Regions from separate parts of the Homo sapiens genome. Here region 2 is linked to region 1. A link is a loop called in an ENCODE intact Hi-C map of the cell type or tissue named here. Cell type or tissue: gastrocnemius medialis. All regions are shown on one strand.

Region 1 (2,500 bases):
TAAGCCTCCCAAGTAGCTGGGACTTTAGGCACCACCATATCCACCTAGTTGGTTGTTTTTTTGGAAGTACAAATTTAATGTGGGTTGTAGTGATTTTATATCAGAAAATACTTAACTATGCCAATGTTAAGTTTATGCCTTTACAAAAGAATAAGCCTTTTTAAAGATTACCAGGAGTAGGCTGATAGTGGTCCAAAGCCTTTTACAAAATAATTATTATTTCCAACTGTGGGAGAGGAGACTGGTGAAATGAAGATAATTTTAACCTCTGCCTTTAATTTTGCAATGCACGTCTGTATTTACGCTATTAACTAATATTTCTCCTAGTACTTGATTGTCACTGTCAGTAGTTGTATAATAGTTTGAAACCCACTTGGGTACGGAAGATTTCTGTGAAATCCCTCTATTAATATTACCTTTATAATTCAGACTGGGAGAATTATTTTTAGAGACAGGGTCTTGCTCTGTCACCTAGGCTAGAGTGTAGTGGCAAGATCATAGTTCGCTGCAGTCTTGAACTCCTGGCCTCTAGCCATTCTGCTGCCTTTGCTTCCCAAAGCTCTGGGATTACAGGCATGAGCCACTGTACCCAGCCTTAGAATTATTTTGACACGAGTTCCTGGGTATACCATTGGGCGTTATAATGGCCTAATTTGCAAGAGACCTCCCCCTCCCCCCAAAAAAAAACTTTCTAACTGGATGGGGTCCCTGATTATATCATAGAGATGCTTTATGTATGTATATGGAAATGTGCCCTCTAGTAGCTGGAATTTAGAGCCTTTTAAACAGTGGGTTCCTGCTTACTTTTGAAACACTGTATTTTTATTGTACTTTTATTTATTCATTTAGAGACAGGGTCTCCCTCTGTCAGGCTGGAGTGCAGTGACGCAGTCACAGCTCACTGCAGCCTTGACTTCCCAGGCTCAAGCAATTCTCCAACCTTAGCCTCTTGAGTAGCTGGGACCACAGGCCTTGTGACACCATGCCTGGCCAATTTTTTTTTTTTTTTTTTTTTTGGTAGAGACAAGGTCTCACTGTTGCCCAGACTGGTTTCAAACTCCTGAGCTTAAGTGATTATCCTACCTCGGCTTCCCAAAGTGCTGGGATTACAGGTGTGAGCCACCATGCCTGGCTGTTCAGTACTTTATGTCAGTGTTGCCTCCTAGTTTAGAATGAACTGATCTGGAGAATCAAGGATAGTACATCTCACTATGGATGTCTTTTCCTTGTTTGTTTAAGTTACAGCCAGCAGAAATTATTTCCAAAGGCGTGCTTGTGTGGCAACCTGTTGGCATTAGAGCATTTTTGCAATAGGCCACTTATTTCTAAAGCAGAGCCAACAACCAACCACTGAAGCCACATCCAGGCAGTAGTAGTGGGAAATGTGTGGTTTGAAGCCCCTGTTGTGCTGGTGGAGATCACATATTGTTGCAAGCCCCTGGGAGTTAGGTTGTGTGCTACCCTGCCAAGTGTGCAAAAGAGTGTCCTTGGCTGCTTTTCGCCCCCTCATCAGCGGATTAAATTCAGCATCTCTTCTTGTTCATGTAGAATGCTATAGGAACAGCTTTTGTAGCCAGAATGCAGAAATCAGATTAGTATGCTGCTTTATTTTGTTTCTTCAATTCTGTTCTCTGTGGTCAAGCTTTGCTGAAGGAGGAAAAGTGGTTCCAAAAAAGACTATCAGGAACTATTCAGACTGTTCAGATAATGAGGTTTTGTTTGTGGATGGTTGGTTGGTTGCTTTGAGTTCCTAGTCTGTTTATGGTAGTTTACTGTCTGATCCCCATCACTAATGGTCATGTATGTCATTGAGGGGTAGACAGAGGACATGGTCCATTACCTTTGAGAGATAATGATCCAGCTATTGGCTCCCTTTTCAACTGTCACATTTTTACATAGACTTATCTTCCCACACCCACCTCTCTTTCCTTATTACCTACTTCAGGTTTAATCACCTATAAATCTGATACTAGCCCCAGTCTTCCTTCATAAACATTGATTGAGCAATCCTTCTGTGCTAGTTTCAGGATTAGGTGCTGGGTCAGGTGTTGGGAGACTGAAAATGAGTAAGACATACCTGTGTCTTCCAGGAGAAAAGTTCCTTAGAACCAGACTGTGATATTGTGAAATATATAAGGCATTCTTCCAGTTTCTTGGCATGCAACTCCTAAAACTTTTGGAATTTTCAAAGTGGTAAGTGTCTTTTTGTATGCTAATAAGTTGACAGATGGCTGGCAGCCCCTAGGTAGCTTCCTGATGGGGGCTGGTCACTGGAAAGACCAAGGCAGGATTAAAGGTTTGGACTTCCAGCCCCATCTACCAACCTGAAGAGGGGTAAGAGCCAGGCTGAAGGTTAAGCTGATCACCAGTGGCTAATGATTTAATCAATCATGCCTATGTAATAAAGCCTCCATAAGAACCCAAAAATTCTGTGCGCTGCCCTGGCAAATTAATGGAACCCAAAGAGGGTGTTGCAAGAACCTCAATTTGTAGCCGGTGG
Region 2 (2,500 bases), 120 kb after region 1:
TCCATTATATATGCATATTTTAAAACATGTTATACATAACATTTTTATTTATCAATTAAAATAAATATAAATGTTAGGAGGGAAGTGGAAAAAAAGTATTTAAGGTCACCTATGGAAATATATCAAGAATGAAAGTAATTAAAGACTAAATCAGGGTAAAAGAAATATAAAAGCCAGAAAAATAAAATGAAGCCATGTGTCAGAGTAATAAAATGATTTATTATCAACCATAAGTTCTTGTTCAGAAGTTAGAGATCAGCTGCAAATTTGCCTCTCAACTTCTTAGTTGCCAAAGAATATAAGAGGATTTTATTAATAACATAATTTAAAGTTTCATCACAATAAAAACAAAACTGGTTGTTCCAAAGCAACACAGTGTTCTGGTAGGAAAGATCCTCCTGAGAAAAATTTGTCTCATGAATCCTCATAAAGAGGAAGGCATGATTGCATAGACTAAAAATTGGCTTACCTTCTTCAAATTGAAGAAATAAAGGGACAGCAGAAGGTGAGGGGCACTATGAGGAATCAGAACAGCGTGGAAAGTTTGCCTGGGAATGACATTTGCAACAGGTAGTTCATGAATTGGAAACTTGAGCCTCATGTTAAGATAGGCTCAGTAAGAGATATGGCAGCCAGTGTTGGGTGGTTTTACTTCCCAGCTAACTTTTGGCAGGTGTTCTGTCTTTTGTTTTAGGGAGTGAAGTCAGATCTATCTTTAGCTCCTAAATATTTTAGACTAAAGCAGGGAGGTCTTTATATTTTTATCTTTTCCCTTGCTTTACAGTCTACTTGTTTATGCTAAGATTGTAGGTAAAAAGGAATAAATTAAATTAGAATCAGCAGTTTCAAATTACAGCTATGAAATGCGTTGCTGGTATAAGCACATTTGGTTTTATTTTTGAGTATTACCACCAAGAGCAATGAATCCAATTCTTGCTTCTTATTTCCAAAATGGGAAGTATCTCTGGGCTGAAGCCTTAAAAACAGAGAGGACAATGAAATTCTGAAAAGCAAGACCTGATTATTCTATTTTATCCTACTGGGGGAATTAACAACGAGTTCACAAAGACATGGAGAAGAGAAAACCCTTTTTCTGATTGCTCCTCCTGAGGTCTGGCTGTAGGTTGAATGAAGAGGCTGTCATTTACCTGGTACCAGCAGGGCAAATGTGTCACCTTTTTAAAAGATCATCTGTAAAGGGGTACAGCAGGATTGGCAAAAATCAGCTATACCAAATTCTCTCATAAAACAGGCTTGACAGGGATAAATCATCACAAAAGAATAGCTGCTTGTGTGCACTTGTACATGCATATATGCACAGAAAAAGGTGTGTCCTAGAAAATAGGATTTACTAAACTTGTCCTATGAGAAGTCACCTGGGTTGCTTGTTAAAAATAGATTGTCCAGGCCCCATCCCATACATGCTGAGTCAGTACTTCCAGGGGAGAGGTTCAAGAATCTACATTTTAAATAAGCTCTCCAAAGTTGTTCCTTTAAGCAGATAAGTTTGGAAAACACTTTACTGAAAAACTTTATTGTACACTTAATTAATAGAATAGTTATCTTGGCAGTGAATTATGGGTGTTTATTTTTTCTTCTTTGAAAATTTGTTTTCTGTGTTACTCAGAATGAGCATTTATTTCTTTTGTGATTTGATTTAAAAGTCGTATTTGGAAGTGAACTTCAGCTAAATATTCACTCCATCCTATGTTTATCATTTAAAATGCTCGTCTGTTTTTTGTCCCCTAGTGAACATACATTACTCAGTTGAGTAAATTCCTCATCAGATCAGTCCACTAACATTAAATGTTTTTATCACCAACACGTGAATTTAAATTAAGTTCTGATTAAATAATGTATTCTGCTTACCAAACCTTCGGGAGAACTAATAAATAGCACAGTAATTAGACTAATTTTTTTTCCACAAATTAAGTACCTATGATGTATTTCTCTTGCGTTTTTGTAGGTTAAAAAAAGATTGGCAAGTTGAAAATACAATGACAGCACCATCAATACTTTGCCTAACAAAGCTATAAGAATATTTGAAATCAATCTATTCATATATTTCATTAATCCCAACTGGTTTCTACTTTATCATCATAGTATATTCATTAATTTTACTACTTAGACATTGCAGTCCCTGCTTTTTACACTGAAAAAGGTGGGTAATAGAAAGAAAATGGTAGATATTTGTGTTTACAATCAGTACTATTACTGTGTAATTCGCAAGTAAGTCCTTCACAACAATGACTTTACTAAGCCAAATGAGATGTGTAATGTGTAATGTGTAATCTAGGGTGCGTAGGGATAGAAAGCTTCCTTAATTATGCCAGTCTGTCCTTTGTGATTTTGATTGCTTTATTCTTTATTTCCCTGACAGCTTTATTAACCTCTCAAAAGAGGTATGAATAAGATACTGGTTTCTGGAGTGTGGCAGGTGCTTTTGTCCTTTTTCACCTTGAACCTCCAGTACCATTCTCCACCATCAGTAATAGAATCA

What was found. Hi-C counts contacts between places; a loop is a spot of excess contacts. Peaks named below come from ENCODE experiments on the same cell type or tissue, not always from the same donor. Only the 100,000 strongest peaks of a DNase experiment are listed, where the experiment ranks them.
Region 2: a loop joins it to region 1, with 5 times the contacts of the local background. A loop is called at or near these places in 8 of 110 quality-filtered maps.

What each region holds. Positions count from the first base shown.
Region 1 is chr12:45,218,510-45,221,009 of GRCh38, forward strand. The region is part of intron 1 of ANO6 (anoctamin 6); the gene reads left to right. Among named protein-coding and RNA genes, the nearest start is that of ANO6, 3.7 kb to the left of the region's middle. In gastrocnemius medialis, no CTCF peak of the experiment used is centred here; a DNase peak (open chromatin) is centred at 1,312; H3K4me3 peaks cover 1,514 bases; H3K27ac peaks cover 2,500 bases.
Region 2 is chr12:45,337,846-45,340,345 of GRCh38, forward strand. The region is part of intron 3 of ANO6 (anoctamin 6); the gene reads left to right. Among named protein-coding and RNA genes, the nearest start is that of ANO6, 120 kb to the left of the region's middle. In gastrocnemius medialis, no CTCF peak of the experiment used is centred here; no DNase peak of the experiment used is centred here; H3K27ac peaks cover 2,500 bases.